3 separate regions of the Mus musculus genome follow, and all the other regions are linked to region 1. A link is a loop called in an ENCODE intact Hi-C map of the cell type or tissue named here. Cell type or tissue: heart. All regions are shown on one strand.

The links. Peaks named below come from ENCODE experiments on the same cell type or tissue, not always from the same donor. Only the 100,000 strongest peaks of a DNase experiment are listed, where the experiment ranks them.
Region 2: it touches region 1 in a loop (4-fold over the local background); 24 of 42 quality-filtered maps call a loop at or near these places.
Region 3: a loop joins it to region 1, with 2.4 times the contacts of the local background. A loop is called at or near these places in 3 of 42 quality-filtered maps.

Annotation. Positions count from the first base shown.
Region 1 is chr3:108,385,578-108,393,577 of GRCm38, forward strand. It overlaps Psrc1 (proline/serine-rich coiled-coil 1), which reads left to right. Exons shown (of 8, transcript NM_019976.3): 5 at 716-830; 6 at 923-1,159; 7 at 1,701-1,818; 8 at 2,022-2,654. The coding sequence ends at 2,025. It overlaps Celsr2 (cadherin, EGF LAG seven-pass G-type receptor 2), which reads right to left. Exons shown (of 34, transcript NM_017392.4): 32 at 7,763-7,933; 33 at 7,434-7,668; 34 at 5,271-7,081. The coding sequence ends at 7,054. Among named protein-coding and RNA genes, the nearest start is that of Psrc1, 5.7 kb to the left of the region's middle. In heart, a CTCF peak has its summit at 3,813 (motif pointing right); a DNase peak (open chromatin) is centred at 3,844; H3K4me3 peaks cover 819 bases; H3K27ac peaks cover 1,530 bases; H3K27me3 peaks cover 431 bases.
Region 2 is chr3:108,161,738-108,169,737 of GRCm38, forward strand. No RefSeq gene overlaps it. Among named protein-coding and RNA genes, the nearest start is that of Gm40122, 9.7 kb to the right of the region's middle. In heart, a CTCF peak has its summit at 4,811 (motif pointing right); DNase peaks (open chromatin) are centred at 3,194, 4,034, 4,894, 5,364 and 2 weaker places; H3K4me3 peaks cover 334 bases; H3K27ac peaks cover 785 bases; H3K27me3 peaks cover 1,989 bases.
Region 3 is chr3:108,206,980-108,214,979 of GRCm38, forward strand. It overlaps Atxn7l2 (ataxin 7-like 2), which reads right to left and starts at 3,548. Exons shown (of 11, transcript NM_001289545.1): 1 at 3,366-3,548; 2 at 1,461-1,526; 3 at 984-1,088; 4 at 415-625; 5 at 1-130. The coding sequence starts at 3,492. It overlaps Sypl2 (synaptophysin-like 2), which reads right to left. Exons shown (of 6, transcript NM_008596.1): 6 at 5,287-7,703. The coding sequence ends at 7,557. In heart, CTCF peaks have their summits at 3,913, 4,112 and 5,683; DNase peaks (open chromatin) are centred at 3,352, 3,572 and 5,602; H3K4me3 peaks cover 2,589 bases; H3K27ac peaks cover 2,551 bases; H3K27me3 peaks cover 1,550 bases.

The sequences.
Region 1 (8,000 bases):
CAGCCTAAACAAAGCCCTGGGTTGGATTCTTCAGCATCACAGGAATGGATGTGGCAAATGTAAATTCAAGGTCAGTCCCAGGGGGCTATATGCTGAGCTTGAGACCAACCTGGGCTACTTGACTCCCTCATTTAAAACAAAACATAATAATAATAATAACAATAATAATAATAATAATAAGTTGGTGAGATGGCTCCGTGAGTAACAGCACTTTCCATCAGGGATGATGAAGCTGAGTTCAAGCCTTGTGACCTACATGTGAGGACTGTTGTCTACGTGATGAGCACACTCCCACATGCTGTCCTCTGACTTACACATGCATGTTGCCACATATGTGTATGTCACATACAGTAAAGAAATAAATATAAAGTGACTTTAAAAAAAGGAAAGTAGCCGGGTGGCAGTGGTGGCGCACGCCATTAATCCCAGCACTCTAGAGGCAGAGGCAGCCGAATCTCTGAGTTTGAGGCCAGCCTGATCTACAGAGTGAGTTCCAGGACAGCCAGGGCTACACAGAGAGACCCTGCTTTGAAAGAGGGGGGAGGAGGAAGGAAGGAAAGAAGGAAGGAAGGTAGGTAGGTAGGTAGATCTTGCTGGCTGATATCTTCCTTATAGGTTCTAGACAACGCCCTACCTACTATCTCCTCTCCTTAAGGCAGCAGAACACAGACTGCCTCCACTCTGGTCTTTTTTTTCCTTCCTTGTTCTGTTTCAGGAATCACCCACTTGCAATCTGTTCCCTGCATCCAAAAGCCCGGGGCGCTCTCCTCTTGCACAACCAATTCTTCCACCTCGGCGGAAAACTGGGTTCGGTGCCCGGACAACAGCAAGTGAGACCCAGGCAGCAGAGATGTGGGCGAGGCTGATGAGGGGAAGAGAGGAGCTGAGCTCCACCCTGACCCGACTACACTCCTGTCCACAGGCCCACCAATTCCTGTCAGACCAGTTCCACAGTCCTCAGCTAGCAACTCCCAATGTTCATCCCGGCTCCAGGGAGCAGCTGTCAAGTCTTCCAGTCGACTCCCTGTCCCTTCAGCCATCCCCAAGCCTGCCACCCGAGTGCCACTCATTGGGCGGAGTCTACCACCTGGAAAAGGTGCCCTAGCTCCAGATTCTCTCTCAACTCAGAAAGGGCATCCAAGCGCCATAGGGCACAGAGGTAAGATAGAGTGGACAAATGGTCAGGCTTAGCATGGTGGCACATTTCTGTAGTCTCAGCACTCAGAGGGTAGACACCAGAGAATAAGACGCTCAAGGCCAGCCTTAGCTATATAAAACCATGTCTCAGGAGAAAAAGAAAAACAAAATAGAGTCGGGCAGTGGTGGCGCACGCCTTTGATCCCAGCACTTGGGAGGCAGAGGCAGGCAGATTTCTGGGTTCAAGACCAGCCTGGTCTACAGAGTGAGTTCCAGGACAACCATAGCTATTATGGGGAGATCCTGTCTCAAAAACCAAAGAAACAAAACAAAAACAGAGAACCTTAGATAGAAGAATGTCTGCAGTGACACGGCTTGATCTTCCCCCACTACAGCTGTAACTGCTGTTAACACTACTTTCACGTAGTGTTAAGGAGGGAATGCCTTGCTTTCTACGTGGCTCATGGTTTTACCTTGGTCAGGAAACACATACCTTCATCCAGTCTTTCTGATGACGTCAGCTGAGCTTCGTTCTAACTCATCTCTTGTTAATTTCCATCAAGCCTCTGTTTCCCAGAAAACAAACCTTCCAACCACCAGTGCGGCTCGAGGCAGGACCACCAGTGCCGCTCGAGGCAGGGCGCAGCCCCTCAGGAAAGCTGCAGTCCCTGGACCGACTAGGTAAAACTGGTCCCTCTGTTCTCATCACCTGGGCTTCCAAGCTGCGGTGCACACAGCATCCTCGAATTCTGTGTTGAGTGGGGAGGAGAGGGGTGAGGGGTGCTACTCTCCCATCCTGAGGGGGTGTGAGTTTGGCTGGGTACCAGACAGGCTCCGGAGGAAGAAGGTTTTTTTAAAGCACCCCCCCCCCCCTCTTCTTTCAGGTAAGAAGAGCACGTCAGCAAACAAAGACTCAATAGCAAGCCACTACCATCTTAGCCATCAAAGTCTGGACTCTCCTCTGCCAGTGGTCCCTAACTCCAGTAGCTCTGTGCCCAGAGATGGGAGGAAGAGATGCCTCCAGGGCTGACCTCTGAAGTAGAGACTATGGGGGATCGGGTGCCTTGAGCTTGAGGGGACTCAACCCCACCCTACCCTGCCCTGAAAGAAGAAGAGAGGGGCAGAGGTCATCTGCCCGTGGAGAAACTCACAAACAAAATAATAAATGCAGGCAGAGTGACCTATCTGTCTCCTTCCATCTTGTGGTCAGGACTAGAGAGCTTGATCTTCTACCACGGTTCACTGGCCATTCCCATATGAGCGGCCTTAGGAGCCCGCCGGCTCAGTTCTCTATGACATGTCTTCCTGACTGGATACTGGTCTGTTTGGAAAGGCCAGGAGGACAGCTGATGTACAGAACTTGTTTCCTATGAATTCTTTGACTTCTCACAGGTCAATCAGTTATAAGCTTACTCACATCTTCATATTTTTTCTTAAATAAATGAATTAAAAAAATTTTTTTCTGTATATCTGAAAGTAGATTTTAACAGTTTTAAAATAAACGTCTGTGTAATTCTAGTGAGCTCTCAGACATAGGCCCTAGGGATTTGAACCTCCAGCTCCTGCAGCCGTGACTAGTCCCTTGGTGCCGGTCAATTCCAATCAAGTCTCCTTTCTCCTTTCAGTGTTTACAGATAGTCCAGATCAAAGTTGACTGAGGTTTCACCTACAGCGCCTGAGGCTGTTATGGTAGGAACTAAGTCTACTGTTACTCCTTAGACTTAACTATTATTTGACAAGACAATGGAACCCCTTAGGGGATAGAGGCCCTTTGTTGGTGTTGCTTCTGAGGTTGCCTCTACCTCACTTCATTAGGGTTGCCTGTGCTCTCTCTCTGCTCCTCTGCTGGATCCGAGGGCTGGCATCACAATTTAGTAACTCTGACTGTGCCCTTGTGTTATAGCTTGTCTGGTGGAACACTGCAGAATGGACACATGGTAGTGAGTACTCACTGAAAACAGAATAAGGTTTTAACAAGCCCAGCTTAGGATCCGATTTGTAGCCTTTGACTCCTGCAGTCAGAACTAAATCAGTCCTTTATGAAGAAGAAACTTCCCTAAAGGCAACTGAGCATAAAGGAGAAAGGGTGGCCCGCTACTGTGTCCAAAAGTGCTCTTAGGCCTTCAGCGCTCCTCCCCTATCCCCACATCCAGGGGCCCTCCATAGCATTTCCTTATGGCTGTCCGTAAGATTAATTTAATAACACCTATAAATACACGGGGACTATACACAGTGGTGGCTGCCTCTACATTCCAGCCTCTACAGCCACTGAAATTCTCAGAGCTGACACGCGGGAGGGAGCAGATAACACAGATGTCATGGGTTCTGATTTGAAGAAATACGGTACAAGGCAAGAAAGTCTCAGGTGTGTTTCCCAGATTCCAGCCTATCTCCCCTCAAACAGCCTGGCTCAGGGGGAGGTCTTCTGGGTGGGCTATAGTGAGGTCAAGCTTACCAACCAGCCAGTAGCTGAGTCCCCTTGATCTCCTGGGGTCTTCCAGGCTTGCTTGTCCTGGGCCTCCATCCCAGTGAATAAGTCTGCACAGAGCTCAGGAAACAGAAGTTGCTGGCAACTTCTAACTGGCGTCTGCAGTAGCAGCCAAGCCTAAGAACACACACCTCGGCATGGCCAGTAGGTGGCAGGTTTGTTCCGTTTTGGTTGGTTGGTTTTGTTTGGTTTTGGAACCAAGCCCTTGTGGGTGGGGAAGCAAAGCCAGCCACAAGCCCTTGTGTTGCTGCCACCTGGTGGCTGGAGCCGGCAAAGCATTTTCTCTCACTGGGTCAATCTTGAGTTTCTGCCTCCACCCAATAGGGCTCGCTGACTCCAAACCTGCCGAACTCACTTGGTGGTAGTGCTTACCTGCCACAGCTGCCCTTCTTGTTTAGCTACCTGCTTGCCGCCTCCTCCCTGGCTTAGATTTCTAATTTTCTCTCCGTCCTCCACACCTCTTCCACTCCACAAGCAACAACAGGAGAAGCCAGTGTTTATTGGCCTCTTGCTATGCACTGTGAAAAGTTGTAAGCACTTTGCATGTGTTAAGTTATTTAATCCTCCTAAAAGCTCAATTAGGCAGCTGCTGTTACCACTGCCCTCATTTTGTAGACAGAGAACCAAGGCGCAAACAAATCAGGCTGCTGCTTGAGGTTCCAGGGTTGGTTCATTATATCCTCATTTGTTGGATGGAGCTTTCAAAAACAAAAATTAGGACTAGAAGTAGTGTCACCAAATACATACTTATTCCCAGAATGAGTGTATGCTTTATTCCCCCAAGAAAACAGACAGACAGACAGACAGCCCACAATAGCCAGGTGGTGGTGGCACACACCTTTAATCCCAGCACTTGGGAGGCAGAGGCAGACAGATCTCTGAGCTCGAGGCCAGCCTGATCTATTGAATGAGTTCCAGCCAGGGCTATACAGAGAAACCCTTACCAAAAAAAAAAAAAAAAAAAAAAAAAAAAAAAAAAAAAAAAAAGAAAAAGAAAAAGAAAAAGAAAAAGAAAGAAAAGAGAAAAGAAAAAAGCCCCAGAAACTCCCACTCCACTTCTTCCTATCTACCGAATTCTGCCTTAGAAAACGTGTTTGTCTGGGACTCAGGCTGAGAACCGGCCTGATTTGTGTAGCCTCTCCACCCCCTCCATCCTCTCCATCCTCCCCATCCTCCCCAGCCTCCCCAGCCTCTCCATCCTCCCCAGCCTCTCCATTCTCCCCAGCCTCCCCAGCCTCTCCAGCCTCCCCATCCTCCCCAGCCTCTCCATCCTCCCCAGCCTCTCCAGCCTCTCCATCCTCCCCAGCCTCTCCATCCTCCCCAGCCTCTCCATCCTCCCCAGCCTCTCCATCCTCCCCAGCCTCTCCAGCCTCCCCAGCCTCTCCAGCCTCTCCAGCCTCCCCAGCCTCTCCAGCCTCTCCAGCCTCCCCAGCCTCTCTAGCCTCTCCAGCCTCCCCAGTCTCCCCAGCCTCTCTAGCGGTACAAGCTTATATCCTAGGGGAAAACAATATCCACCTATCTTCCTTCTCTCCCTTCCAACCGCCAGACTCAGCGCTCTGTGCTGTTGCGGCTTTAGTCTCTCTGTCCTCAGGATCGTCAAGGTTCTACCTACCCTGTTTCCCACAATCCAGGCCTCAACCCAGGCTGCTTTACAGAAGCCAGCGATGACATGGCTCCTGCACAGAACTAGTTTATTCAGTAGTATGGGGGGGGAAAAAAAAACAAAAACAAAAACAAAACTCTACCATATTTACAGCGACAATCAAACTGTACAATCTGATGGTTAGTATCAAGTTAGCATCCAGCATCTTTGTATTTTTTTTTAAGTCAAGTCATCAGTAGTTAAAAAAAAATATATCCAGTTAAATTTTTAACCCTTTACAGGAATTGCTGAGGGGAAGAGGGCAGAGGGCAGGTGAGAATCCATGGCAGAAAAGCCAGCGGCCAGCCTTCCAAATGAGAGACAGGGACATCTTTCCTGCCTCCTCGAGCCTTTATTCTACACCTGCTCTAGAAGGGAAGTCAGTGACAAGTCTGGAATACATGCTCAGAGGAGAGGGGGACTCAAATGAACGGTGGTTGCAAAAACCCGAGGAGAGCAAATGGAGCGAGAGGAAGGATGGTAGGCCCCAAATCCAGGGCTGCCAGGGACTCACCCAGCCTGCAATGGGCACATGAGACCCCCTGGGGACCAGACACAAACCCATCCCAACACACACACACACACACACAAAAAAAAAACCCAAATAAATAAAAAATATATTAACTCTCTCTTCGCAGGGAGCTGGGGTCAAGTAGGGGGACAATGGGGACCAAGGACCTGGTTCTTTGAAGAAGAGAGCCAATTCCAGGAAGGGGTTAAAAATAGAACATGTCTCAGAGGCCACAGCAGGTCAGACAAAAAAAAATGGCATTTGTCTGATTTGGCGGGGAGGGGGTGAGTGGACAGCAGAACCCAGACCTGGCACCTGTGCTGGGGGCCCCTCAGGGCCACCATGCCAGCTCTGCGCTTACCCTTCCTCCTGGGACCGCCCACACAGCAAAGAAGCAATGGAAGAGTGACTGGCCCTACCTGCAAGGGTGGGCAGGAGAAATGAAGCACTTTGGGGTCAGCAAACTGAGCAAACACCTGGGCTGTAGCACATGGCCAGAGTCCAGGAAAAGGAGAGGGGCTGGGGTAGTCCTTCCCCATCACGGGGGCAACAGGCTTCCCCTTAAAAAACGGTTCATGCAGCATTTGGGGGGTCCAGGGGCCATGAGTCCTTCTGCCCCTGGCCGGACAGGGCTTGTCAGTTCCTGGGAGAGGTGGAACTGGCGGGTGGAAAGTGCCTTTGTTTTTTTTGTTTGTTTGTTTTTGTCCTGACCCCTCACCAACTGAGGCCTGTCTGTCCGTCTGTCCGGTGCAGCCTTGCAGGGGCTCCTGCCCCTGGTGCACGTGGCTTTGTCCTTTCCTTTTGGTGATGGCAAATGAGGGGCAGGCCCCCTAAGAGTCCCTCTCCTCCCAGAGGCACAGGAGATGAAACTGAAGAGAGGCTGGGACACGTCCTGGGTGGTCCTGTCCTCTTTGGGAAGGGGAAAGGGGAGTCCACTTCCGGCGTATAAAAACAAAAGTAATCCCTGAAGTCATGAAGAGTGGAGATCCTTTTTTTAAATTCTTTTTTCCTCTTTTTTTTTTTTCTGAAAAACTTTGTCTTGGAGATGTTGGCCCCCCCGAGGGTCCAAAGTGCAGTGAGGGGGAGGTGGGGGAGGGACTTGGCACTAGTTGGCCTTCTGGGTGCAAGGCCCAGGCTCCTCAGATGGACGGTTCGTCGCTGCTGCTTCGGAAGGCAGGCAGGTGGGCGGTAGGGAGCAGGGGCAGGATAAAGCAGAAGACAGGATTGGGGCATGAGCGCAGCGGGGGAAGGGGACGAAGGAACACCGGCCCAGGGTTAATGCAGGAAGTTAAAGAAGAGAAATCTGGAGAGGCAGGAGAGGAGAGTGGCAGAGAAGGCAGACAGAGGGTTAGCTGGAGCAACAGAGGGGACAGTGAACAGCTTCCACCAGAAAAAGAAACAGAAAAGCAGCCCCAGCCCCCACCCTCTCGCAAGACGGGGGACAGGCATTGCGCATAAAGCCCAGGGGGTCTGGTGTACCCCCAACAGAGCACCATGTTGTCTGGGCGCACAAGGGAGCTGGACTCCGCTTAGCCCAACTGCCAAGCAGAGTAGCCCGGTGAAGCTCAGAGGCAGCAGTGGGTCAGTGGCTTGGGTTAGCAAGGACCTCAGGCAGGTTCCCCCCACCCCACCCCCGTCTCTCCCGCCCGACTCACTCAGAGCCAGAGGAGTCCTCATCCACCGTGCCTGCCTTGATGCTCATGGCGACAGGCATGACCCCATTCAGCTGTTCCTGCAGAGACTGGCGCGGAGGTGGGCGGGGAGGAGGTCCGTGCCGACTGCCCTCACTGATGGAGGAGCCCCGAGAAGACCCTGTGCCCTGCTCCAGGGGCAGCCTTAGGAGGCTGCTCTTTTCGCTGATGGTGGGCAGACACTTCTTCTTGAGGATGCCTAGGTACAAGGTGTGGGTATCATGAGATGGGAAGTCCTAATAGCTCCGGCAAGAGAATGGGAGAGTGGAGCTGATGGGAGAGACTCCACTCACCTTTGTGAGGTTGGGTAGAAGGGCCCGGAAGGGGTCCCAGAGACCCTTCCCGAGTTAGGGCATCTCCATTCTCCCGTGGCCGCTCTTCAAGGGGCCCACTACCACTATTCTCCTTTGTTGTGGTCCCAAAGTCTCCCAGCCAAGGGACCTTCCCAGAACCCGGACCCCCATCTGTCAAAGAAAGGAAACCAATAGTCCCAGAGAGGGCAGACAGTTAGGATAGCCACCACCCCAGCTC
Region 2 (8,000 bases), 220 kb before region 1:
ATCATGGAGAACGCTGAGTGCAAAAACATATCAGGGGGGCTGGAGAGATGGCTCAGTGGTTTCTGCTCTTCCAGCAGTCCTGAGTTCAATTCCCAGCAACTACATGGTGGCTCATAACCATCTATGCTGGACTCTGATGTCCTCTTCTGGCATGCAGGTGTATATGCAGATAGAGCACTCATATGCATAATACATACATATATATGTACACACACATATCAAGTCTGGGCAATGATGGTACATACCTTTAGTCCCAGCACTCTGGAGGCAGAGGCAGGTGAATTTCTGTGAGTTTGGAGCCAGCCAGGTCCACAGAGCAAGTTCCACAACACCAGGGCTACAAAGAGAAATCCTGTCTCAAAAAACCAAAAACAAAACAAAAAAACCCAGAACCTTTGCATGCTGCCTCATTCGCTGCCTTGAGTTCACATGAGCATTGACTCTGTTATGTAGATCTTGATTCCTTGGGGTCCTCCATCCTCTCTCGTTCTTACATTCTTTCTGCTCCCAGGATTCCCTGAGTCCCGAGGGAAGAGATTTGATGGAGACTTCTGTTGCGGGCTGAGTATTTCAAGGTACCTCACTCTCTGTATATTGTCTGGCTGTGTGTCTCTGAATTTGTTCCTATAACCTTCTCTGATGATGGCTAAGTAAGGCACTGATCTATGAGCAGAGCAAAATGTCACTGGGAGTTGTTTGCTACATTCTTTTAATAGAGCAGTAGCACTTGGCTTTACCTTAGGCCCCTAAGCTATCTAGTCTCAGGTTCTTGGTTCCCCCAAACAGTGTCAGGTGTGGGTTGGCTATCTCCAATTGATAATTACTTGCAAATGAAAATTTAATTTCCTCTAAGGGAGTCTCCCTGGGGGAACAAACTACTCTGGCTGTGTGTCCAGCAGTACTGGCCAGCAGAGAACAAATTCAGCGGCAGCTTTGGTGGTCCCTTGTTCCATAATGTAATGTCAGAGATTTTTGTTTCTTAAACTTCTCCGTCTCTCTGTCTCTTCCTCTCACTCTACAGGTCCTTTGCGTATCTTCTGTGGCTACCAGTTTGGTGTTTTTAAGGGATTCCTGAGTGTGTAAGTGGGTCTCCACATCTGTATCTATTTTTTATGAGTTTTCTTGGACTCATTCCTTTAGTTTGTTTGTTTTGTCCTATTCTGATGTGTTTGATTATATTGTATTATATTATATTGTATTATATATATATAGTACATAGTGTTTTCTAATGAGAGACAGAAAGGGGATAGAACCAGATGAAGGGATGTGGGGATGAACTGGGAGGAGTAGAGGGAAGGGAAACTGTAATCAGGATGAATTGTATTAAAAACAAACGTATTTTCAATAAAGGAAAAAAATATCAGGAACCCTGAATGGATATACACCCTTGTAATCTTAGCACTCAAGAGGCTGAGGCAGGAGGATCATGAATTCAAGGTTAGCTTATGCTACATTTGAGACTGTCTCAAAGAAAGGAAAGATCTGAGACAATGGCTCGGGTTAAAGCGCTTATGGTGCAGGCAAGAGGATGTGAGCCTGATCCCCAGAATTCACGTAAAGATAGCAATAGTGATAGCAGGTGCATGCAACTCTAGTACAGGGAGGCAGAGACAGGGTCCCCAGGGCTTTTTGGAGCAGCTAGTCTAGCCTAAAGGGTAAGTTCTTATGAGAGACCCTGTCTCAAAAGAGATGTAAGGCGTTTCCAAAGATGACACCCACACTTGCTCTGTGGCCTCCACATGGGTGCACAGACATATGCACATGCCCTAGTCATCATGACCACTCACACACAGATACAGGGACATGCACACAAACACACACACACACAGAGAGAGAGAGAGAGAGAGAGAGAGAGAGAGAGAAAGAGAGAGAGAGAGGCAGAGAAGGAAGGAAGAAGGAAGGAAGGAAGGAAGGAAGGAAGGAAGGAAGGAAGATGAAGAAAAGAAATTATCAAGATGTCCATCTTGAGTCGTTCACTTGACAGGAAAATAATTTGCATGTAGGAAAGAAGGGAGAATAGAAGGGAGAATAGACAGGCAGCTCTATGGGGTTGCAGGGGTCTTGTGAGCCTGGCTGAGGGGTCACACTTGGACATCAACACAGCAAAATGTTGTGGTCAGGGAAACCAGGGTCTATCCCCAGTGATCTTTGAGAGTCAACAGTTAAATATGACTGAACCTACAAGTTCCAGAGAAAAGGGAGCTAAACTAAACACTTTGGCTTTTCCTTGTGTTTTGAGACCAGAGAGAGGAGCATAAAGTGTGTATGTCATGAAGGAGCTAGGATGTAGGACCGATGGAAAAGGAAGGCCAGAGGGAACACAGAGAACCGGCCAGGCCAGAGGGGAGCAGACACGGAGATCAATGCTCCTCTGATTTCCAGTGGAGTCTTTAGAACTTAGGCCAGGTAACTGTGTGCAGGCTGCGTGTCTGATCTTTGGGGAGGAAATGAAAAGGGACAGAGGAGCAGTTTGGATACCAGAAACCCCCCCATTTAGGTTCCTGACGTCCTAAAACGCTGCCCAGGCTGACCCATGGGGGTGTGGCACCCAAGGCCAGCTTCCGATGCCCAACTGAAGACCAACTTTAGCCTTGGCCTATGAACAAAGAGCTGGGCTGATTTCCCCTCTGGAAAGAACCAAACCAGCCCTGGGTGTCATCTTGGAGCCACTTCTGCTCTATGTCTCTGGGGGAAAACTGTTCAAGTGTCTTGTGGTTAGCCCAACCCAACCAGGCCCAAGTGTGCACAAGGGAAAGCTAATTCTTTCCTCTCCAAGCTGGCCACCACCTCATGGTCTTTCTCCTTAGCAACTCTTCGTTCGTCCTAGTTCTCTCCCTGTACTTCTGGAATACCCACGATCAGAAAGAACCATGCCTTACTTGGCTCTCATGCCCATCTGACCACACTCCGAGACCGTTAACTCTGATCGGCTCCTTTGGGATTGAGAGATGTCTTGTGAGTGCCCCCTCAGAGTGCGTGATAAAGAGTGCTATGTAGAATCTGTCTTTCTTACAGTTTGGCTTTTAGGAATAATCTAGAGAGCGTCTACAGCTTCATACTGAGGCAGGGGGACCCTGGATAAGAAGGCTCAAGATGGGAAAAGAGAACCAACCAATCTGAGAGGTTTCAGGGCCCTCCGCCTGCACTGGTACATTTTAGCCACAGGAGGGCAGTGTTGGCCACAGAGCTCTGAAGAGTTACTGCAGTGTCTTGCTACACAGCTTCTCTTTGCCAACCCCACACCTGCTTTCTTTATCCTGGGGGCTTGTGGTCTCTTGGGCACCTTTCCACATGGCTGCAGTCTCGGCTGTGAAGGGTGGGCAGGAGGGACAGATCTCCCAAGAGAAAAGGCTGTGGCGGGTTTGATGAACTGATGTCCCCGCAGCTCCCCTGTGTGGACAGGTTAGCTTCCGTAAGCCTCGGCTTCTGATGAATAGTTGAATCGAGACTGCTGGCCGGGGAATGTCGTTTCCTGTGTGCATTTTGATCTGAGCCAACAGCTATGGTCTTTGGGTAGCTCCTGGCGGGCTCCATCTGTGGCCCTGACGCTTCAAAGGCTCACTGCCTGGGCAGGTGGGATAGAAGATGAACGAAACTGGACACTTTGGTCTCTCCAAATGGGTCTCTTCTTGGAATCACAGCCAGACAGAAAGAGTGCCCAGGAGTCGGGGATGGCCCAAGAAAGGGATAAACATAATCAATTGGGTCTGATCGGTTTGTGTTTGAAGTTTCAAATGGTGCTAGGGCTGGCTGGCAATGTATACTCTTCAACCCAGGCTACCCCTAAAAACCACGGGGCCATATTGACTTGCTCTGAATTAGAGGCTGCAGAAATCCCAGGCCCCTCCCTCCAGAGCCTTCTTGGGGATCCTAAAATACCCCCTCCTCTTCTTCTGACTTTGCTCTCAGCTCCCCCAGTACTTAGAGAGCACAGCTCACTGGCCTGTTCAGCCCTCAAGGCAGCCCCGCCCACACACCCCTGCTCTTGCCTTGTGCCCTTCTGACCCCAACCATTCTCTTCCTGGTCCTGAAATTACACACCAGGCCCCTGGAGAGTCTCTGTGGCACCTCAGCTTCCCTAGTGGGGCATCTGATCCCACGCTTGGGGGCTGACCCTCCGAGCACAGAGCACAAGGCGTGGCCTGGTTCTTTTCCCTAAGCTTCCCGTTCTTTGGACTGACTGCCCCATTTTCTCGCCTTTTCTGCCTTTCTTATTTGGCTCTTTTGTTTCCCTCCTTCCTCCCTCCTCCTCTCTGGCTCCAGGCTTTGGGTCAGCTCTCCACTCTCCTCCTGTCTCTGCTTGAATGTACACCTTTTACTTCCTCCCCTGCACTGAGCACACTGAAGCGCTGGTCCCTGCCTCCCTGGATGAGGGAAGGAATAGCAGAGGGAGGCTGGGCCAGCGGCCAGACTTGCCTTTAGCCTCTGGCTTGGGTATCTGGGACCTGTGTCTGGGAGAGTCCTCGACAGAGCCTCAGGCCTATGGAGCTGGCGGGGACCAGGGTTGAAGACCACTGCACCAAGTGACTGCAAGCAGAGAATAGGATATGACAGCAAGCAAGGGGAAGCCATCTCTCTCTCTCTCTTTCTCTCTCTCTCTCTCTCTCTCTCTCTCACACACACACACACACACACGAGAGAGAGAGAGAGAGAGAGAGAGAGAAGGGGAGGGAGGGAGGGAGGGAGAGAGAGAGAGAGAGAGAGAGAGAGAGAGAGAGAGAGAGAGAGAGAGAGAGATTCTGTAGCCTCTACTTCTGCCTCCCTAGACAGAATTCTGGGCCAGAAACCCTCTCAATGGCCACTGGAGGGCCCTGTCTATTCCTCCAGGGTGCAGATGCAGGGGCCCAGGTGGCTGCCAGCAAAATGCAGCTGGGGACTGGAGTGGAAGCTGCACCCTCAGGAAACAGGCCACACTTTCACCCCAGCCAGTTCCCGGCCTAATTAGAGACCGGAACGGCATTGATCGTCCCTGGGCTCATTATGTCACAGCTGGGGAACAGCTGGCCAGTCTTTTCCAGGCCATTAGCTGCGCCATGAAGTGGAGAAAAGGCGGGGGGGGGGGGGGGGGGGGGGAGTGAGCGAGCAGGATCAATACCCTGTCTGTGTGTGGGGGAAACAGCTTGGTGGCTGCCTCCCCTGGCTCTCTGGGCTGTGTTTCTCTCAAAGGCTGCCTCCTGCGCACAAGCTTCGAGTTCACACGTGGAAACCCAGCTCTAACCATCTGGGAGCTTGGTGAGTGAGATAGACACACTTTGGGGCCAGTGCTGGCCCAGTTCTGGGGACCATTCCAACCTTCTCTCCCAGGGTAATGGGAGGGGAAAGACTCGTATTACCTACCCAGTCTCAAAGGGGACCTTAAAAGTCCAGGTCCTCTCCACTCCTGCAGCAAGATGACACCCAAGGCAGCTGCTTCTCTTGGCCCCTGGCCACTTCAGTGTGCCCCTGGGCTCAGTTGGGTTTGGTTTCCTGTGAGATGGGGAAATGACAGCTCTTCTGATCCTTAGGGAATAGGGGTGATGGAAGGAAGAGATGACAGCTCTCCCCTGCCCCCCACACCCCGTCCCTGGCCTGAGGCTCAGCTGGGTGACACCTGAGGCAAGCTACCTGACCCCAGGAGTTCGAGGGAGCCCAGAATTGCTTAGTAAACTGACTCTTTACTTTCAGAGTTTTAAAGTGTCAAACCTGGGGTGGGGGTGGGGGGAAACCTCTGAAAAATCATGGGCTTCTCTCTCATTTGATTTAGTGAGAGATGGTGAGGCTGAGTGTTGAGCTCTGCCGTGCCTGCCTGAGTCGTCTTCTGTCAGATGCTCCTTCCGGGCCTCAGCCACCCCTCGCAAGCATCCCACATTGAGTTTTCACGGAGCCCTGAGGTCTCCCAGGCTCATGTCCTCGAGTTTCTGGCAGAGGTGGGAGAGGAGTGTTCGCTTTTGCCCTTCTTCCCACACAGCACGGCCATGAGAAACCGCGAGAGTCCCTAGGCCTCTCAGAGCCCCAGCTGCTGCAGTGCCAGACAGCGGTTCTGCCCCTGTGAACAGAGGCCAGCTACATACAACCTCCTCTGCTCTCCGGACTGCTAGGACAGCCCCTGCAGAGTCCGTCGTGAATGAAGCACAGACAGGCAGACAGACAGACAGACAGTGGTCTGAATTCTAGACTTGAACTCTATCCAGCTGAGTTCCAGCCCTTAGAAACCAGTACTTGGCTCTAAGTAGAAGCACATGGAAGGGAAGGGCACTGGGAATGTGTGTTACAGATGAGGAGGCTGTGTCCCTGGGAAGAGGCTTTGCTCAAGGTGAGATCTTCTCCACCAAATCAGAAAACACCCCCTACCCTCATCCCCACCCCTACCCTTGCTCCCAGTCCCCAACCTCTGCTCAGGGCTCTTAGAACAGTGATGAGATCTAGGACTGTCACGGGCATGTTGGTTACACCACCAGAGTCATCTATCAGATGAACTTCAGTAATGGAAAGGAGCAGTGACTACCTAAGAGGCTTAGCAGAGACCACTGGGCTCCACTCTGTCTGACGGTGAGCCATCTGTCTGTCTGCAGTCAAGCAGTGCTCAGGGCAGACAGAGTCTGGGGATAACTTTACCTCAGCTAAACTCCCTCTAGCCAGGCACACAGGAATAGACTAGAAACCAGGGTTGCTCTTCCTTCTAACATTGGGAGAGAAGGGGTTGTCTACAGGAGATAGATGCTGACATAGCAACAGGACCAGGGAGCAGGGAGCACGTAAGTGGGGCTTCCTGGGGCCACTGGCATCTTTGTTTCCTGTGTGCACAGGATGCTAATCTCTGTTTTCTTCTCTTGGACTCAGAACAGGGAGGGAAGGAGTGACAGCCTCAGCATCAGGGACTTAGATGTTGAATCCCTGTGGTTCAAGCTGGAATATGAGGGCTGGGGAGCAAGGGATGGCTGGAGCAGCTGGAGCAGGAGCCCCAGAACAGGGTATTTCAGGGACTAAGATCTAGCAGTGGAAGTCTTGTGATTGAAAAACAGAGCGCTGAGAATCAAGGACACCAGAGAGAGCCCCCTCTCCAAGCAGAGAAGGGGTCCAGGAAGGGGAACAAAGGGAGACAAAGATGCCTGTGGGGAGGAACATGGCTAAAGTCCCCAGTTTGTTCCCTTGGTGGCCTATGGCAAATCCTAGGCCAGATCAGGGCAAGTTCTGATGTGTAAGAAGTCCGCCACCACGGCCTTGAGGCTTACATGAAGGAATGTGGGGGAAAGGCTTTTACAAGGGTTCAGACCTCAGCAGTGATTTTCATTCTGTCTGCCAGTGGGTGGGAGGCAGCATTAGAACCCTGCTTCCTTAGCTGTCAGAGTAGCTGGATCGTATACAACACTGTGTGCCCGAGGATTTCCGTCACACGGGACAAAAGCAGAGGGCTTTTCTTCTAGAAGGGACTACCCAGGCCACTCAAGCAGATGTTTATGAATCTGTAACGACATCCGTCAGTCCCCACAGCATCTCTGCTTACACAGAGAGCATCAGAAACCAAGACATGTGCACTTACACAGCTGCACACATGAACACAAATATACGCACCATTGCCAAGCTCTGGTGGCTGTACCAACAGCCACCTCTTTCTGGTGGCCAGGTGGCCTTAGTTTTCCATCCATAAGAGAGACCATCCCCATGAGAGTGACCACAAGGAGAGTCCCCGGGTGAGAAGCTGAGAGGCCTGGGGGGAGGGGCAGCGCAGCACTCACTGGCTGTAGCTTCCTGAGAGAAACAAAGTACTCTGTGATATGCCTGCTGCCACATTTCATGGCTCACAGAGTTCTGCCACATATATTTTTATGTTAATATTTAATGCTGCCTGGTACTCTTGAGGGGCTCTGTCCTGTCAGCTGAGGCTCAGCGAGGTGAAATAAATGGTTTCTCCCAGATCCCCTGACTGGCAAAAGGCAAGATCAGAACCCTATCTAGTTCATTGAACCCAAGTCCGTTCACTCCCTGACATTACTATCTCCTCCTCATGGCTGTTAACCCTA
Region 3 (8,000 bases), 180 kb before region 1:
TCCAGGGGAGTCCTTGGGGAGGCCTCCTGGCTGACTGAGGAGAGCAGAGGGTGGGGCCACCCTGACTCCATGTGCATCAGGTTTCGGGAGACTGGATATCTTCTCCAGATTCACCACAGGCACGAAAAGGCTACACGTGGAGAGAGGGTATGGGCTGGGAGGTGGGGAGGCTGGGACTGGGGTCTGGACTCTAGCCCAGAGCCATCTCCTCCCTAGCTCTGGAGCTTGGGTGAACTCCAAGAGAGGCGTGGAAAAAAAGGGGGAGCCCATGTTCCCTGGAATATATGGGAAGGAGCTGCAGATGGGGTTAGCTATTTCTTGGCTGTGAGCAGTATCCTGCAAGCAGGGCTAAGTGTCAACCCTTTCTTGGGTCAGGGTCAGGGCTACTTTTAGGGGTTTCCAGCTTCTTCTTACCAGAGGCTGTCCTTCTGGGTCTTCTCAGGAGGCTGATGGCCACGGCTCCGGGACCCCTGGCCCTTCTCCCTGGAGGAGGTTTTGGTGGAACCTGGGGCTCTACAAGCTGGGCCCTGCCCATTCACTACATGGCATTTTTGAGAGCTGGCAGGGGCTGGAGGTGGGGGTGGGGCCCGGGCATAAAGCTTGCTGAGGGGCCCATGTCTTCTTTCTGTCACCAGGAGGTGGAGAGAGTAACTGAGGTGAGCGGTATTGAGTGCCTCCTTCCCCCTCTCCTAACCAGCCCGCCAATCCCTAGCGCTTGGGTTGTGAGTGTCTCTCCTTCCCATTTAAGATTGAGCCTTTCAAGAGTCAAAATTCTAGACCACGCTTCTTGAGCCTCTTAACTTCACTTGATGCTAGAAGCTTGTTCCAACAATAATCCCGACACCTCCAACACTCAAGCTGTCCCCAGCACCATCTTCCTTTAGCCCATATGACCTCCAGACTGACAATGTCCTAAGAGGTCCATGTTCCACCATCCCACCCACCCGCCCGCCCCCTTATCGCCTCCCTAGGGTGCCCCTCACCGCAATGCTTCTGGAAGGCTTGGGGCTTCACCACCTGGCTGCAGTGGTTACATACAACCAAATAGAAGTCATCATGGGCAGGGCAGTGCCCGAAGATGGACATGTCTGCAACGACAGAACCCTTTATCACTCGGGTCAAATTCTCCGGATTTCCCTAGCTCAAGGAACACTCTCAACGCCACCACTTAGAAGACGCTCAGCCTTCCAACTGATAGTTCTGCTGGACGCTCCCAGCCTCCCCAGTCCATCTGACCAGACCCAAAGTGTATGGGCTTTCCTGTATGTGGGCACCAACCACACGTGATTAGGATCACCACCAGCAGGTCCCAGGGGCCAGGACAACTGACTGACTCAGACTTATCAAAAGGAGGTTTCTTCCCCCAGCAGTCCCGCTGCTGCTTCAAGCTCCTTCCTCCAGTGGGAGAGGGAAAGCTTGGTCCACGTTCCCGACACCCAGCCTCTGTGCAGGACTCCCACCTTCTTTAATGAGGGTCATGGCGTCAAGTTTCTTCGTGTTTTTGCTGTTCTCCTCTAGTTCAGCCCCTGGAGGAGAAGCACAGTTGAGGATGCCCACCCGAGTCCCAGAACCCAGCAGGGCCTGCAGCCCAATGGTATGAAGCCCACATTCCCAGACAAGCACTCAGAATTCCTGAAGACACTTTCCACGGGTCACTCACAAATGCCTATGATGACCCCATTAAGGATCACAGTGACCCTTCACTCCCGGGTACAGTACAGAGTTAGTTCCACGGCTGACTAGATGGGCCACTATGGGTAAATGTCTCTTTTCTGGGCCTTGCTTCCCCCATTTAAAAGGGAAATGGTTCTAAAATTTTTCTACAGGTCCCTTTTGAGACTGCTCGCATGGGTCCTTTCTTCTACTCTGTGGCATCCCAGACAAATGCCCTCCCAGATCCCCACCCCCATAAACTCATTTTGCTCCACCCAAGTTACCATAGTATCATCAAAGTTACACTCAGCTTCTCAGGTCCTGCACTGATAGGATGGCCATAGAGTAGAAAAACTGTTGTCTTTGGACCCTTTGGCATCTTCAAAGTCTCCTTGATCAGCTACGCAAGCCCCTCCCCTTCTTAGGGGGGCTTTGTCCAGGGGTTGCCCTTGTACCTCAGTTTCTGGGTTAATGACAAAAACATCTTAGCTGTGCAAAGCAGCTCTTTCCCCATCCCCCTACCTCACTCCTCGCCCCCCTCCTCTAAGCCCCCTCCCTGTCCCTTGGGGTGGGGGTGGGGGGATCAATTCTGAGTCACCAAATCTGAGTCCATTTCCAGTTCTCAGTGCACCTAGACCCAGCGAGGGCCCCATCTTAGCCCACTCAGCATGGGGGCAGTCCAAGGGTGGCCTGTATGCCCATCTAGGATGACTCTCTAATGCTCACTAACAGAGTGGCCCCTTTCTAGGATGAGAAGATTATTGGCAATCATAATACCCAGATGTAAGTGGTAGTGGGTTAGGCATGCAAAAGATAAGGGGCAGCTCCCACTCTTTTAAGTCCCTTAAATTCAAGTGTGGGGAATGACAGAACAGAGCTGTAAGTCAGAGGTCTCAAAAGAGAACAAGTGGCATTAGAGACCGCTCCATGAGATCTCCTCCTCCACCTCTTCTCACTTGCAAACTTCTTCAGGGGTGTGATGCTTGTTGTCACCCCGAAAGGCCACGAGGCCAGGTGCTCCCTGGGGCCCAGGAGACAAAGATCAGAAGGGGCTGCAGGCCTGCTCACCAAAGACACTCAAGGGCCTACAGAAAATAGGGGTCAAGGAAGAGAGCCAAGGGGCAGGACAAGAGGCCCAGGAAAGGATGGAGGCTTGGAGTCATGTATGGATGGACTGATAGAGGGAGGTCGGGAGGATGGATGGATGGATGGATGGAGGATGGATGAACTAAAGCAGAGGGGGCGGGGGTTCGGGAAAACTGAGCAGACAGGGAGACGTTGAAAGAAGCTAAGGTGCGGGGCAAAAGGCGAAGAATCAAGTGGGTGGGGAGGGGGGCACAGAAGTGGGGTGCGTGGGAAACACGTGGAGAGGACTGTTGCAGATGGGTAGAGCCGGAGCAGGTGCAGAACCGAAAAAAGCTGGAGGACGGCTCACGAGAAGAAAGATAAAGGCAAGTAAAGTGGGGGGCAGGTACTGTACACCCGCAGAGACAGAGGTGGGCAGGGTGGGCTGCGAGCGATACGCCGGCGCTAGGACCCGGAGGCGCGAAGGTGTCTGAGCAGGCGGGCACTAGGACCCGGCGGGTCCTTTGTTTGGGGGGCCGGGGAGCCGGACGGCGGCTCTAGTCGGCGGCTCCCCTCAGCTGGAGGGGGCCCTGGGGGGGAGGGGAGATAGTGATGGGGTCCCCGGATTCTAATGTGTCTGTACTCACCGTCTGCCGCAGGCAGGTCGGCCCGCTCCACCCACGAGCTCCAGCTCTGTCCCGCGAAGTCATCGAGACTCGGCACTCGCCGCTCCAGAGCGGCCATTGCTGCCACCGCGCGTTCACGCACCGCCATCACCGCCGCGGACGCGCGCCCGCCCTGGCGCCGCCGCCGCGCGGCCCCCTCCCCCCACCCTCCGACCGGGGGCACGCCTCCCTCTCCCCCTACCTTGCCAGTTCACTCTCTGCGCAAGCGCAGCTCGTGCCTCCTGCCACTACCTCACTCTCAACACAGCTTTCTGGGAAGTGTAGTTGCGGAGGGGTGGCGATGCTTACGGAGCTAGCCGAGGGATCCCTTCCGAAATGCACAATCGCACGCGGGGAAGGAGAGATCAAAGCCTCGGGATATCCTCTTTCAACCCCTCCGTACACGTCCTTTGTGCCACTAGTTCACTCTCCCAAACTTACTGCGCATACCCGAGCCCCAAACCTCTTTCTGCCCAAGATACTCTTCTAAAGCCGTGCATCCGCCAGCTGGCTGGCGCCCCTTCCTGGGCTGGCGGCCACGAAGCGCCTCTGCACCCCTGTAGATCGAATAGGGTAGGTGCAAGGAGGTGGGCGCAGTGAATCAGAAGGGCAAGGGGAGGGAGTGTGCAGGACGTGCTGAAGGACACAGGGCTTGGGGTGGGGGAGGGCCACAGCTCCTGTGCTGTTCCTCTATGGGAAACGCACGCTGCCTTGATGCAGAACGGAGGTTTGGAGTACTGTGTCTTAGGTTTGGGAGGACCTGGCTGAGCTTGCTAAGATCACCTGTCAGTATGACAGAAGGCTATCGCCGATCCAGAACCAGCCCCAGAACTAGGGTAGCCCCAAGGCTGCTGGTGTTTGCAGTGTCTCTGCTGATCGTCTCTCTCCTCCTGGGAACTACAATCGATAACCTGCACCGCCTCTTCCCAAATCCTGGCTGGACCCTGACTCCATTCATCATTTTGGCTTCTTTTTCTAGTGAATCTTTTCACCGCTGGAAAAGCTGCTATTGAAGCCTTGGCATAGGGAGGTTTCTCATATCTATCTTTTCTTTTCTTTCTTTCTTTCTTTCTTTCTTTCTTTCTTTCTTTCTTTCTTTCTTTTTTTCTGCTAAGGTCCAGAAAGTACCTTAATCACCCACCTTCTCAGCTGATAATATTTCTTCCCACCCTCACAGAAGAGACAAAAATCTACCTTCATCTCCGTCCCCATTCTCATTGGAAATTAAATATTAATCCTCTTTTTCTTTGACTACCTCACCCATCACGCCATATTGCATCCCTTTGCCTAAAATGAAGCCAAGTTTGGGAGCAATTAAGTCAAGGTCTGTGACTTTCTGCCTCCCATATAAGAGCAGTTTAACTACATAAAGAATAACATCTGAGGGCAGAAGTTCTAAACCTAAGACCCACCCAGAGGTGGTCCCTAAGAGGCCCAGAAACCTGATGAGACTAAATGTAAAACTGTGCCCAAGTACATTTTTCTAGAGAATGTAAATGTGACATGTGACTGTCTGAGGAGATGGATAGGTGTGAGTTTGTGCAGCGTGAACACTACAGTGAGAAGAGGGAAGCATATGGCCCTCGATTTGTCCTTTGGGTCACAGATGGTAGGAGAGCAAACGGAGGCAGCATTGTGGAAGCCACTGTCTTTTGCCTTTTGAGTTTGGTCCAAGTTTGCTAATGAGTCTTGGTTTCTTTGGAGTAATTGGGTGCCGCCAAAAGAGTCGATGTCACTAGACTGGGGCTTGCCAGAAGCAATTGCCTAGCCAGCAGACTCTGTTGCCTGGGGTTCAGAGTTGCAAGGAGAGGAGTGTCTTGGTAGAAATGCTGAAATTTGTCCAAGAACATAGAGCGAGGGAAAAGGAGAAGGGGAAAAAAATCCCCAGAAGTCCTCTGGTCTTGGCTTCTTCTTGGCAAATGTTCGCAGCACTGTTTATTCAAATGTGTAGTAACAAGCACCACAGAACAACATGCAACATTCTCCCCACATCCTCGATCTGCAATCCCAGAAATAGGAGGCCCATGGTCAGGATGTTGAAGGGGACTCATGTCTAAGAAAGGTCCTGGATAGGCGTCTCCACATGGTAAAGTCTACCAGGGCAAAGGGCAAGTTCCCTGCTTGTTGGCCTCCTGCAATAGCTAGAGAAACCAGACACCTCTCCCGCTTCAGGCCTGACTAGGCAAAGTGGTGGTGCCAGCCCTGGTTGGAGAGGACACGAGTCTCATGAGGACAGAGCTGCCCTTGGCACTTACTGCTGCCCAGCCCCCTGGAGGTAATGAGGTGAACTGGTCTTTCCTCTTCCGGCGGCCATGGAAAGACCATAGCCTAAATCAAGACTCTCTTGGCCATAGCCAGACTCTTGCCAGGAAGAGCCTTTTCAACCCTAGAGCGAGCCCTGGAGTACGAATGCTCGGTGGGAGTGGATAACTCCTACTCTAAAGTAGTTGATGGGCCAGTTGCTAACTTGGGCCCCAAATGAGAACACTTTATCCGTCACAGTTCAAATAAATTATAAATATAGACGCAGAATCCAAACACAGTTTGAGTCGAAGCTGCTCCCAGATCCCCACAGGGACTTGTTTGAAGAAAAATGGTCACTCTTTTGTTCTTTGTACCTCTGGAGCTGGAGGCAAAACTGTCTCCCTTGTCCTTAAGTAACCATGGGGACAACTTAGGATAGAGAGTTTCAGATTTAGGATCATTCTCACCCTCATCAAATTTTCCCCTCCTTAAATCTTTTCCCTAAAATCTTAAGCAGAAAACAAAAATTCCAAATTATTTTACTGAATGGCTCGGGAGCATCTGAAAGTGTGTAAATATCCTACTTCCTCTGAAGGGTGGGGGAATTGTAACCCAAAGAAGAAATGAACAGCCCAAAGTTAAGGATTCTGAGCCCTGGGCCCCCAAGAAATACATCTTGATGTGGGTAGCATTGAGGAAGGCAAGGGGGTTGGAGAGGGTCGATCATGTCATGAGGACAGGTTGGCACAAGGTACATTCATCTTTGGGGTGCTAAGTGGGACAATTGCCACTAAATTGGGAAACGGCTGGTTTCTTCCTTCTTTATCATCTTTCCCTAAGCAACCCTACTGCCAGGGTAGATCAAGGGGTTTTGATCTGGGTAAAAGGCAGATGGCATTTGCCCAGTTGGTACCCTCTGGCCTTCGGGCCCAAAGAGGGATGACAGGAGGAATCAGGGAGAGGAGACACACCAAAGACAAATATGGATCTGGGTCCCGAAATGAAGAAGCACCAATAGCATCGGGCTGCCCAGGACTGGGGAAGGATGGGGCCTGGCTACTGCATGGAGGCGAGAGACAAGGACAGATAACCCTCTTTGTAAAGATGGGACAGAAAGGTTTGAAAGAACTAGAAAAGGTGCTGGCTTGAGAAAATGAACAGACGGTAAGGGACAGGTGGGCCCATGTATCCTTGTCCCGGGACTCCTGGGCATCTCATGTCACGATGGTCCTTCAGGCCCTCCCAAAGCCCACAAAACCAAGGCCGAGAAGGAGAAGGGAGTAAGGGGTTTCATGAGTAAGTGGTGTATAGGGTGCTACCGAAAGTGTTCCAGCTGAGGGAAAGGAAGGGCTGAGGGAACAGAAAACTTATTCTGCCAGCAACTTTCCTCACTTTCTTCCTTGGTGCTGCAATGTACTTGCAACTCTCTCTGCTCCCATTGGGTCCGGGTCTCATGTGGACCCTTAGAGGGACCTCTGATAGGATAATGGGTCTCCCTGCTTCACACATGGTGGGAGCACACTGGGCTCTGGGAGGGCTAGAGATAGGATACAGATTAGATGCCAGTTATTGAGGGATGCCACAAAATCACTGGTGGGCCCTCCACACAGAACTCAGGGCAAGGTTGCCAGTCAGCTTCCCCAAGTAAGATGCTTCAGTCCAGGCAGCAGACAAGAAGCACTGAGATCCTGCCGTTTGCTGCCCCAGCAGGATGAGGGATAGGAAGCCAGTGGAGGTCTGCCCAGGTTACCAACAGCTGATGCCCACCCATCCATTCTCTCAAATCTCAAAGTCCAGAATGATGGGGGAAGGGAGTTGGAGGAGGAGGGAGAGGAGGAGCAGGAGGAAGAGGAAGAGGAGGAGGTCCTGTAGAAGCTGGAGGAGCTGACAAGGTGCCGTCCAGTTGGGGAGTAGGCAGATGAAGGCTGCTTACTGCTTCTCCACTGCCCCCTGCTCCGCTGCACTCTCCTGGCTGGGGCCCTGGCCCTGGTCCTGGCCTTGTCCGTGCCACGGGGTCTCTTTGAACACAAACCAACAGTTTCCAGCCCACAGGAAGAAGTTGATAAAGCCAAAGAGCTACAAAAGAAATCAGGAGAGTCTGTGAGAATAGTCAGGAAAGTGCTACATGAGAAACGGGAGGAGGAGAAGCACAGAGAACTTGGTATAGAGACAGGGCTCAAAGCCACTGTCTACTAACAGATTTTCTAGCGAAAGTGTCTAAACTCTGTCCAGAGGACTCATTCACAGTGTAGCTTGGTCACTACTCGAATCTGGCCCCGGGAATGCTAAGTAAATCAAGGAACACATGCTTGCCTTCCTGAGGTGAGCGTGGCTGGAGCTGTCCAAGGTACTCCCCTAGGGCTAAAGACTAAT